3 separate regions of the Homo sapiens genome follow, and regions 1 and 2 are each linked to region 3. The links are chromatin contacts, found by Hi-C or POLR2A ChIA-PET in ENCODE. All regions are on one chromosome and are shown on one strand. The core of a region is the stretch at or near the end of the contact, and the rest is flanking DNA. Distances in the headings are between cores, read along the strand shown. Region 1 has its middle 10 kb from the start of PLA2G1B. Region 2 holds the start of UBC (ubiquitin C). Region 3 holds the start of VPS37B (VPS37B subunit of ESCRT-I).

What was found. Hi-C counts contacts between places; a loop is a spot of excess contacts on that map. ChIA-PET counts read pairs that join two places held with the same protein, here RNA polymerase II (POLR2A). Pooled maps may share reads with other maps.
Region 1: a loop to region 3 is called in a map of naive thymus-derived CD4-positive, alpha-beta T cell, with 15 times the contacts of the local background. The contact joins the enhancer-like site here to the promoter of VPS37B in region 3. A Hi-C loop is called at or near these places in 1 of 168 maps with a recorded cell type or tissue (naive thymus-derived CD4-positive, alpha-beta T cell) and 5 of 50 pooled maps. POLR2A ChIA-PET finds 5 or more read pairs at or near these places in 2 of 52 experiments (activated CD4-positive, alpha-beta T cell and activated T-cell).
Region 2: a map of CD8-positive, alpha-beta T cell shows a loop between it and region 3 (8-fold over the local background). The contact joins the promoter of UBC here to the promoter of VPS37B in region 3. A Hi-C loop is called at or near these places in 1 of 168 maps with a recorded cell type or tissue (CD8-positive, alpha-beta T cell), 2 of 37 single-sample maps with no recorded cell type and 8 of 50 pooled maps.

The regions. Positions count from the first base shown.
Region 1 is chr12:120,315,568-120,319,049 of GRCh38, forward strand. No RefSeq gene overlaps it. Among named protein-coding and RNA genes, the nearest start is that of PLA2G1B, 10 kb to the right of the region's middle. RefSeq lists enhancers at 1-768, 1,610-1,659, 1,700-2,049. Within about 2 kb of position 2,049, at least 25 of the 41 ENCODE cell types and tissues checked have a DNase peak (open chromatin) inside an H3K27ac peak, as active enhancers do.
Region 2 is chr12:124,913,400-124,917,058 of GRCh38, forward strand. It overlaps UBC (ubiquitin C), which reads right to left and starts at 1,251. Exons shown (of 2, transcript NM_021009.7): 1 at 1,188-1,251; 2 at 1-375. The coding sequence starts at 372. MIR5188 (microRNA 5188) reads left to right here and starts at 2,148; the gene lies at 2,148-2,260. RefSeq lists enhancers at 548-1,505, 830-1,279, 2,604-3,659, 2,903-3,582, 2,944-3,238 and silencers at 1,490-1,829, 3,188-3,247.
Region 3 is chr12:122,894,389-122,897,824 of GRCh38, forward strand. VPS37B (VPS37B subunit of ESCRT-I) reads right to left here and starts at 1,736. Exons shown (of 4, transcript NM_024667.3): 1 at 1,564-1,736. The coding sequence starts at 1,674. RefSeq lists an enhancer at 1,400-1,549 and a silencer at 1,730-1,879.

The sequences.
Region 1 (3,482 bases), core at 799-3,298, 2.6 Mb before region 3:
TAGCCAGGCATGGTGGGATGTGCTTGTAGTCCCAGCTACTCAGGAGGCTGACGCAGGAGAATCGCTTGAACCAGGGAGGCGGAGGTTGCAGTGAGCCGAGATTGTGCCACTGAACGGCCTGGGTGAAAGAGAAAGACTCTGTCTCAAAAACAAAACAAAACAAAACAAAAAAACCACACTAGGTATGTGGATTGTATGTTTATATATTTAATTATATATATATATATTTTTGAGACGGAGTCTCGCTCTTTCTCTTTTGCCCAGGCTGGAGTGCAGTGGCGCAATCTTGGCTCACTGCAAGCTCTGCCTCCTGGGTTCATGGGACTACGGGCGCCAGCCACCACGCCCAGCTAACTTTTTTGTATTTTTAATAGAGACGGGGTTTCGCTGTGTTAGCCAGGATGGTCTTGATCTCCTGACCTCGTGATCCACCCGCCTCAGCCTCCCAAAGTGTACCTGTTTGTCTTTTTTAAAAAAGATTGCAAATGAGGCTCGGTGGGAGGCCGAGGTGGGCAGATCACCTGAGGTCAGGAGTTCCAGACTAGCCTGGCCAACATGGTGAAAACTGTCTCTACTGAAAATACAAAAATTAGCCGGGCGTAGTGGCCAGTGCCTGTAACCCCAGCTACTCGGGAGGCTGAGGCTGAAGAATCGCTTGAGCAGAGGAGGCAGAGGCTGCAGTGAGCCAAGGTCATGCCACTGCACTCTGGCCCGGGCGATAGAGCAAGACTCCGTCTCAAAAAAAAAATTATATAGACACATATATATACATAAAATAATAATAATAGGCCCGGCACGGTGGCTTATGTGAGTCTGTAATCCCAGCACTTTGGAGGGCTGAGGCGGGTGGATCACCCGAAGTCAGGAGTTCGAAACCAGCCAGCCTGACCAACATGGTGAAACCCTGCCTCTACTAAAAATACAGAATTAGCTGGGCATGGTAGCCGGCGCCTGTAATCCCAGCTACTTGGGAGGCCGAGGCAGGAGAATCGCTTGAACCTGGGAGGCGGAGGTTGCAGTGAGCTGAGATAGCATCATTGCACTCCAGCCTGGGCAACAAGAGCAAAACTCCGTCTCAAAAAATAAAATAAAATAAAAATAATAGTAATAAAAAGTAAAAAAATAGAAAAAGATTACAAATCAAGGCTTGCTTAATGTAATAAAGACTTTCTCAAGAAAAATTAAAGTGCATTATCCTTTCCTCTCCTTCCCCTTAGGAAAACAGTATTTATCGAACATTTACTATACAACAAGCACTTAGGAAGCATTTACACAACATATTTGGACACTTAATTCCCACAACCCTATGATAAGAGCACTATTATTTCGGGTAACCTGCCCAAGGTCACCAAGAGGGTGACTAGGCCAGGAATGAAGGCCAGTCTGTCCAGTTCTGAGTTCGCTCTCGGACTTTCTGCTGTAGAAACCCGGTGGGGTAACAGCAGCTGTACCTGCGGAAGAAGGACAAAGCTCAAGAAACTTCCAGAAGTGACCCAGGCTGGGTTCTGAAAGATGAACATGCCTTCACGAGGTAGGAAAAGGGAGGAAACCACTCATGCAAAAAGCATGGCTGTTACACCACCAAATCTCTTCGGTTTTTTTTTTCCCTTCAATGTGGGGGTGGAAATTTAAGTGTAGATTTGGGGCGCCTCAGAGGCCTGTGGCTCGCCCAACATCCCCTTGCCTCTCTGCTTGGCCACCTCTCCTCTCAGCTCCCCTTTGTTCCCTGCACCCCACTTTCCCTACCCCCTAATCCGTCCCCGGGATAAAAGCAATGCAGGCGATGCCCACAGGAAACCGGCAGGAGGAGCTGGGTGACAGGGAAGAGCGACCCGGAGAGTCACATCCACGTGAGTTCGCCCTCTTTTCACACTCTAGCGCCCATTCTGTCCTTCCTGCTGGATTCTGGCTCAGGAGAAGAGCGCCGCCAGGACCCCAGGAAGCTGCAGACAGGAGCCGCTGACACCTCCACCTCACGCGGACGCCACCTAGTGTGACCATTACCAGCCACTGCGCCTGCGCAGACTCGGGTTTTCTGTGCGCGCCAGAGGGGCGGGGCCTGGGCCGGGAAGGGGCAGAAGTAGACCGACGGCTGGGCCGCCATTCACCAATAGAAAAGAGAGATCGAGAGCCACGTGCTCATAAGATATCCAATCACAATCACATCCTGTGGCGGCGGATTGGGGGGCGTGGACTAGAGGTTGATCGGGTTGGGCACACAGCATCACGTGACACGAAAAGGTAAATAAGGCCACGTGGCTTTTTCTCCTTGGCTTCGGCGAAACATTACGTCACACTACCGTCTCTGAACAATTATTTAATGAACTTATGTGATGCGCTAGACAATGTGAAGACAATGCGGTTGCTAGAAATTGTAATCTCTCCATCAAATTACTCTGTCCAGCTTATTTCCTTGTTTCTTCATTCAAATCATCCTAGACATTCAACTAGTTTTCCGTATCCTACTTTCATACAAATGCTCATTTAAAGATAATTAAGGGAATTTATTCTCTCTTTCCCAAGCCTTGATAATGAAAAAGAGGTAGGTTATTTTGTTGTTGGTTTTTTGTTTTCTTTTTTCTTTTTTTTTTTTTTTTGAGACAGGGTCTCATTCTATCACCCAGGCCAGAGTGCAGTCTCACTGCAGCCTCAACCTTCTGGGCTCAGGTGATACTCCCATCTCAGCCTCCCGAGTAGCTGGGACTACAGCCATGCAACACCTTGCTGATTTTTTGTAGAGACGGGATTTCACCGTGTTGTCCAGGCTGGACTCAAGCAAGCCTCAGCTTCTCAAAGTGCTGGGATTTACAGGCCTGAGCTACCACGCCCGGCCCAAGAGAGATTTTTACATCAGAGGATATCTTTAGAGCCTTTAGTAGCCCTGTGACTGCTCTCTCTCTCTCGTTTGTTCTGTCATCTAAATAAATAAATAAATAAATAAGAAGAAGTAAGCACCATTTTCCTAAAAGCCCACTTTTCTTCCATCCAACAGGGACTTGCAATTTCTTTCCACTGAAGAAATATTTTTTATGGCCTTCACAGTTCGTTGAAGATTAAGGCCAGGTCTAACTTGATTTTGCATCCCTTGAAATTCTTCATAGCACAATATGCAAAGAAGGGTTCTTCGGTTTATGCTTGTTGAATTTGAATTTGAGAATAGTCCCATTCTTGCCTGCCAAAGAATTAAAAAGACTTAAAAAGAATTAATTTTAATTAAAAAGAATTAAAAAGATAGCACTTCTCTGAATTATCTGGATTTGGGTTCCAAGGTCAGCTATGCCACCCAGGAATTAGTGACTTTTGGCAATCCATTGCATCTTTAAGCCAGTTTCCTCATCCATCAGATGTGGATATAACAGTACCTACAACTATAGAACTTCAAGGATGACAAGATAATTGTGCAAAAGACATGACACCGTCTGGAGCATACAGCATAATATATACAAGGATGCCAGTTTGAAGAGTAGGGAAGAAAGTCTCAG
Region 2 (3,659 bases), core at 1-2,500, 2.0 Mb after region 3:
CTTTCCGGCAAAGATCAACCTCTGCTGGTCAGGAGGAATGCCTTCCTTGTCCTGGATCTTTGCTTTGACGTTCTCGATGGTGTCACTGGGCTCGACCTCAAGGGTGATGGTCTTGCCAGTGAGTGTCTTCACGAAGATTTGCATCCCACCTCTGAGACGGAGCACCAGGTGCAGGGTGGACTCTTTCTGGATGTTGTAGTCAGACAGGGTGCGCCCATCTTCCAGCTGTTTTCCAGCAAAGATCAGCCTCTGCTGGTCAGGAGGGATGCCTTCCTTATCTTGGATCTTTGCCTTGACATTCTCGATGGTGTCACTGGGCTCAACCTCGAGGGTGATGGTCTTACCAGTCAGAGTCTTCACGAAGATCTGCATTGTCTAACAAAAAAGCCAAAAACGGCCAGAATTTAGCGGACAATTTACTAGTCTAACACTGAAAATTACATATTGACCCAAATGATTACATTTCAAAAGGTGCCTAAAAAACTTCACAAAACACACTCGCCAACCCCGAGCGCATAGTTCAAAACCGGAGCTTCAGCTACTTAAGAAGATAGGTACATAAAACCGACCAGAGAAACTGACGCCTCACTTATCCCTCCCCTCACCAGAGGTCCGGCGCCTGTCGATTCAGGAGAGCCTACCCTAGGCCCGAACCCTGCGTCCTGCGACGGAGAAAAGCCTACCGCACACCTACCGGCAGGTGGCCCCACCCTGCATTATAAGCCAACAGAACGGGTGACGTCACGACACGACGAGGGCGCGCGCTCCCAAAGGTACGGGTGCACTGCCCAACGGCACCGCCATAACTGCCGCCCCCGCAACAGACGACAAACCGAGTTCTCCAGTCAGTGACAAACTTCACGTCAGGGTCCCCAGATGGTGCCCCAGCCCATCTCACCCGAATAAGAGCTTTCCCGCATTAGCGAAGGCCTCAAGACCTTGGGTTCTTGCCGCCCACCATGCCCCCCACCTTGTTTCAACGACCTCACAGCCCGCCTCACAAGCGTCTTCCATTCAAGACTCGGGAACAGCCGCCATTTTGCTGCGCTCCCCCCAACCCCCAGTTCAGGGCAACCTTGCTCGCGGACCCAGACTACAGCCCTTGGCGGTCTCTCCACACGCCTCCGTCCCACCGAGCGGCCCGGCGGCCACGAAAGCCCCGGCCAGCCCAGCAGCCCGCTACTCACCAAGTGACGATCACAGCGATCCACAAACAAGAACTGCGACCCAAATCCCGGCTGCGACGGAACTAGCTGTGCCACACCCGGCGCGTCCTTATATAATCATCGGCGTTCACCGCCCCACGGAGATCCCTCCGCAGAATCGCCGAGAAGGGACTACTTTTCCTCGCCTGTTCCGCTCTCTGGAAAGAAAACCAGTGCCCTAGAGTCACCCAAGTCCCGTCCTAAAATGTCCTTCTGCTGATACTGGGGTTCTAAGGCCGAGTCTTATGAGCAGCGGGCCGCTGTCCTGAGCGTCCGGGCGGAAGGATCAGGACGCTCGCTGCGCCCTTCGTCTGACGTGGCAGCGCTCGCCGTGAGGAGGGGGGCGCCCGCGGGAGGCGCCAAAACCCGGCGCGGAGGCCGCTGCACCGGGAGCGGGTGGGCGGCCCGCGTTCCTTAGCCGCGGCTCCGCGGCCCCTCCCCTCAGCCCCCGCGGTCCCCTCGGGTCGCGAACCCCGCGTTCGGCGGACGTGGGGCACGCAGCGAGCGCCTTCTGCAGAGTCGGGGTCTCCCTCCCCTCCCTCCTGACCCGCCCTGGCCCACCCTGCGAGATGGACGGGTCTTTATTTTTGGGTCACATTTGAGGTAATGACGGGGCTTCCTTTGCTCAGCCCCCTTCAACCTCCCTGAGCCTCCCAGGCCGGTCGCGGGGGGCTCCCGGGGCCGCGGGACAAGGACAATGACTCGGCAGATCTCAGGGCGGGCGTGGCCCTAAAGCTGGGGAACGCTCGAGAACTTTCCAGGGGAGACACTGCAGAGGAGCTGGGTGTCCAGGTTAAATTTGGAAAAAAGAGGCGGAAACCCCACACAGTTTTATTTTAGCTGGAACGCAAGGCTGAGCGAACGACATCCTTCTAGACTGTTCTTCCACCTTCCTGTACATTCTGAGGGCCAGGTATGGAAAGGTCCTACTTGATGCCAACAGGGAGGCATGGAAATTTCTCTGGTTTCAATGGGTACGATTATTGTAAGCAGGATCCATTCAATAATCGGACCCATTTAAACCGGAGATTTTAAAAGACAGGAATAGAATCCCAACCTTATTTCAGTGCAGGGTAGGGTGTCAAATATGAAATGTAATTCTACAGGGCAATTCTATTTTGGTAAAAGAAGTGGGGAGAAAAGCATCACCAGCCAGCTTTTTAAATTTTTACCACAACCTATTTTGTGATCCCTACGTGTCATTTCTTCAGTATATTTTTTAAATGTTTTAAAATATACGAACATGGTGAGATTTTTTAAATGTGTCTTTTTAAAGTGTACAGTGAAAAGTCTCCCTCATGCCCTCAATTTCCCAGCCACTGTTCCTTCTGGACTCTTCTACAAATAGTCCCTGTTTCTACAAATGTATTGGAGGTAGGGAGGCTATTTTGATTTCTACCCTTAAAAGCTTCAAAAAAAAGAGAAAAAGAGGCTACCAACTGAAAAATATTTTGCCATTAGGAAAAGGCTGCATTCTTGTTTTAAGTTATGAACATTACATTATTTAAACGGCAGACTTAAAATATGCATCAAAGCAAAATGAACCTGCTATATATTTTCTATGGTAACCCATGTTTCTGTGTATTTATGAAAATCCAAGATCTGTGCATTGTTCAAAACAGACTTTGACATCTCCAATTTTTAACATTTTAAAGAGAATGAATTCATGTGTTACTGGGAAATTAAAACGAATAATAAAAGTGTCATTTTCCAGGATTGGCAGGATACCCCAGTGATTTCCAATACACATTTCTGCAAAGTTTTTGTTTTTTGTTTTTCCCCTACATTTCGGGAAGGAGTTTTGAAGGGATTAAAAAGCTGAGATTCTTTCTGAGGTGACCAGGCCTGGCTTTCAACCACGCCCTGGTTGCTTTTGGCTGTTACTCTGCTGCAAGCCTTGTGATTCATGTTGTTTAAAGGCTGAGTCACCAGCTTTGTGACATAGCTTTTTTCAGAGTCCAAAAGGTACAGAGAAAAAACAGCCCTAACTGCAGAGGCAGGGGCGGGAGAGGAGGACAGGAGGAGGAAAAAGGAAGAAGAGGGGATGAGGGTAGGGTGGGTAATGGGCCAAAGGTTAGCTGCAAAGAGAAACCAATGTTGTCTCTAGCAGAAAAAAATTATTGAAAACATCCCAGCATTCCCTGACTTAAATGGTTATTGAAGCAAACAGAAATAAACCTTTCTCCAAAGTCACTGAGGTGACAGGGAAGAAAATGGCCTCCCAAAACGCAGGTGTCTGATGTTTCTCTACAACAATGGTTCTCAACAAGGAGTGATTTGCTCTTTCAGGGGACATTTGGCAATATCTGGAGATATTCTTGGTTGTCACAACTCAGGGGAGGTTAGGGGATGCTACTACTAATACTAGCACTGTTGGTAGACACCAGGGATGCCACTGAACATTCTATGAGGGACAGTCCCCCACAACAAAGAATTATCAGACCCAACATATTA
Region 3 (3,436 bases), core at 486-2,985:
ACTACAGTGGCCTCTCTGTAGCTCCGGACAATGATCTGTTGAGGGTTTTCCAGGGATTTTGAATGTGCAACCTCCATACAAGCTCTCTTTTAAGGGGGCTGGCTTGGTGCTGAACAATCCCTCTTCGGAAAGAAAGCCAAAAGCCCCCACACGGGCTCCTGGGTGAGAGGCTCAGCACTGTAGGCGTGGGAAGGCTCAGACTTCAGAGACATAAAGGAGTGGTAGGTGGGCCAGGAAGAGCTGGGATTAGCCTGGGCCCACCTGCCTGGAGGAGAACCAGACCCAAAAGATCAGACTTTCCGAGAATGAGTCCAAATGGGTTGAGAGAAAGGGAGCACACACTGCAAATCTGCAAGGATGAAGTCAGTTACCCGAGAGCAAACCACACCTCAAGGTGTGAAGGAAGATAACCAGAAACAGGAGCTGGCACATGCCTTCCAGGGGCTGGGCAAGGCTTGACTCTCAGAGGTGAGGGTTGGCAGCCAGCCCCAAACCCCCATTTTAACTTCTTCCTGAAACTGCTCCAGGAACCTTCCTTAGTCCCAGACACGTGGGACGCAGTGGTACAAAGCCAGCCACACTAAATTTCCCACCTTCCCTTCCTCGGTGGAGGGGGCAACCCTTACAGAAAAACGTATCCTGTCGCCACCCTTAGGCCCATCCACGAACTCCCGTAACTCTGCTGGGGCCACTTCAAAAGAAGTCAGACTCCAGGGGCATTATTGGGACCCCTTAGATACATGGAACCTTCAAACCTTACCCTGGCTATGGTATGACCATGGACTCCTGCCTCCAAACCCTGGGCTGGGGACCCTCGCCCAACCCTTAAAGAGCCTCAGAACCACCTCATAGACTCAGCTACAGACCCTCAGCCTCCCGAACCCATCTTGGAACCCTCAATCCTCTCCTAAGAGTCCTATTTGGATAGTCCACTCAGTCCCCCAAAACCTACTCTGATCCCCTATAGCTGCCTCAGTCCCCCTGGTTGTCCCCAACCTTTCCTCTCAAAGGAAACCCCCCAACCTCTACCAGATCTAGCTCTTGGTCCCCCTCAGTCACCCCTAATCCTCGCCTCCGACTCAGCCCTTATTACTCTCCCCGCTCCTCCGACCAAACCAATCTCAGATCCCCCCAGTTCCGTCCTCTTCCGCCTAGACCCAACGATAGCACTCTAATCCCCAAATTCCCATTCCAGGCTCCCTAATCTCCACTTCAGACCCAGCCTTAAGTCTTCAGACCCAGCCTTAAGTCCTCAGCCCCACAAAACCTTGTCTCAGGACCCCCAATCGGCTCCCCAAGCCCCGTCTCAGGACCCTTTTTCCCGCCTCCGCCCTAGTCTCGGTCCCCTCAGTGCCTCAAACCCCCTCTCAGGCCCCCTATTCCTGCCTAAGCACCAGTCGCGGTTCCCTGGCTCCCGCACCCCGCCCCAAGCGCCCCCATTTCTAGCCCAGTCCCCTCAACACGACCGGAGGCGCCGCGGTCGCCTCCGCCTCCGGCCACCGTTCGAGGAGCGAACCCCGCTCGAGGCCTCACAGCCGCCGCCTTAAGCCCAGCTCGGCTCACCTCCTCCATCTTCTGCACCATCTCCGTCAGCTGGCCCTCGTCCTCCAGCAGCTCGTTGAGCTGCACCAGCGACAGCCCGGCGAACCGGGCTTCGCTCCCGGCGCCCGCCATCCCCACGTCTCGGCCGTCGTCGCCACCGCCGCTGCGGCCACCAGGCTCCGCCGACCGGAAGCGCCGCCCTCAAGGGCCGCCCCCCGCGGGGGGGACACGTGACGCCAGCCCTGGGTCGTGACGTCATCACCGCGCGGGCGGGCGGACGTGACGTAAGTGTCGCGGCTCGCTTGGAGTGGAATGTGTCAGGGACAGTCGGGACTTCTAAAGGGAGGGGAAGGGCCCTATGATTGGGCTGTGACGCGTGAGCGCATTAATGACGTCACTGCGGCTCGGGAGAGCGCGCCATGAGGTCATAAGAGCCTTTTTCCTCCAGGAAGAGAGATACCGCGATCCAAGGAAAACAGGCAGTGGGAAGGAAGTTCCCGCAGCCTGTGAGCCCAGCCCGATGCACGGAACCCAAAAGACAGAGACTTCATGGGGAAACAACTTTAGGTGTCATTGGTTACTTGGAATTGTGGAGCTGCCACGTCATTCATTTAACAAATATGTTTTGAGACCTACTCTGTACTGGGCATTGAGTATACAGTTCTGAATAAAGCAAAACGGACCCCTGCTTACATGGAGCTAACAGAATGAAAGAGGACGCAAACAAAACAAGAAATAAGTAAAATAATTAGGCGATCACAAATAAGGGAATGGACACTGAAATAAGAAAATAAAAAGACCTTTAGGGTAGTAAGAGATGGCACTTTCGGAGAAGGTGGCGTCTAAGGAAATGTGAAGGATGAGAAGGGAGGAACCAGCCACCATTCCTGTAGGAAGCTCAAGGCAGCAAAACCAGCACGTGCAAAGGCCCTGGGACAGGACTAACTTGGTGCATTCAGGAATGGGAAGAAGGCCAGTAAGGCTGGAGCATTTTGAGCAAGGACCCATTGAGTGGCCCCTTTGCATCACCTCAGAGGAAGGTGCCCAGACATCCAGGTGGGCCAACCTGTGCTCTTTCAGAAACAACACGATTTAGGGTGCAGTCGCTCTCAGTCTCTCAGCTACCGGGAAGCCTCTTAAGATCCAGGAGCCTGGGAACTCATTATCCTACTTTGGAATCTGTCACAGTTCTAGTTAGAAGAAACCTAAGGCTGAGGTTAACCATGACAGCCCCCTAATTTTACACATAAGGGAACTGAAGCCCTGAGAAGGGGAAATTTTTTGGGCTTTTGCTTTGTTTCTGAAAATCAAGTAATTGGCAGGTCTCCTGGCTCCCAGTCTGGCGTCCACCACGCTGGCATCATAACACACTGACCTCGTCTCATAACTCAGCTCTGAACACAGTCGAGGCATTCAGCAAATGCTTATCGGCAGACTTAGGGGCTTTGTGTATAAAGCTGATTCTTCTGCAACTCCATGGGTAAAACATAAGGTCTGTGTTCTCCATCCATACGTTAGGCTGGGCTCTGCCAACCTCTTCTCTCCTTCCAGCCCGTTGTACTAAGGGCTCGTGTTTGCAGAAAAATGATGAAAGTTAGAGGAACTATTGCTTTTTTTATTTTTTGAGACAGAGTCTTGCTCTGTCGTCCAGGCTGGAGTGCAGTGGTGCGATCTCAGCTCACCTCAATCTCCGCCTCCTGGGTTCAAGCGATTCTCCTGCCTCAGCCTTCCAAGTAGCTGGGACTACAGGCATGCGCCATCACGCCAAGCTAATTTTTGTGTTTTTAGTCGAAATGGGGTTTCACCATGTTGGCCAGGTTGGTCTCGAACTCCTGACCTCAAGTGATCCGCCCACCTCAGCCTCCCAAAGTGCTGGGATTGCAGACCTGAGCCA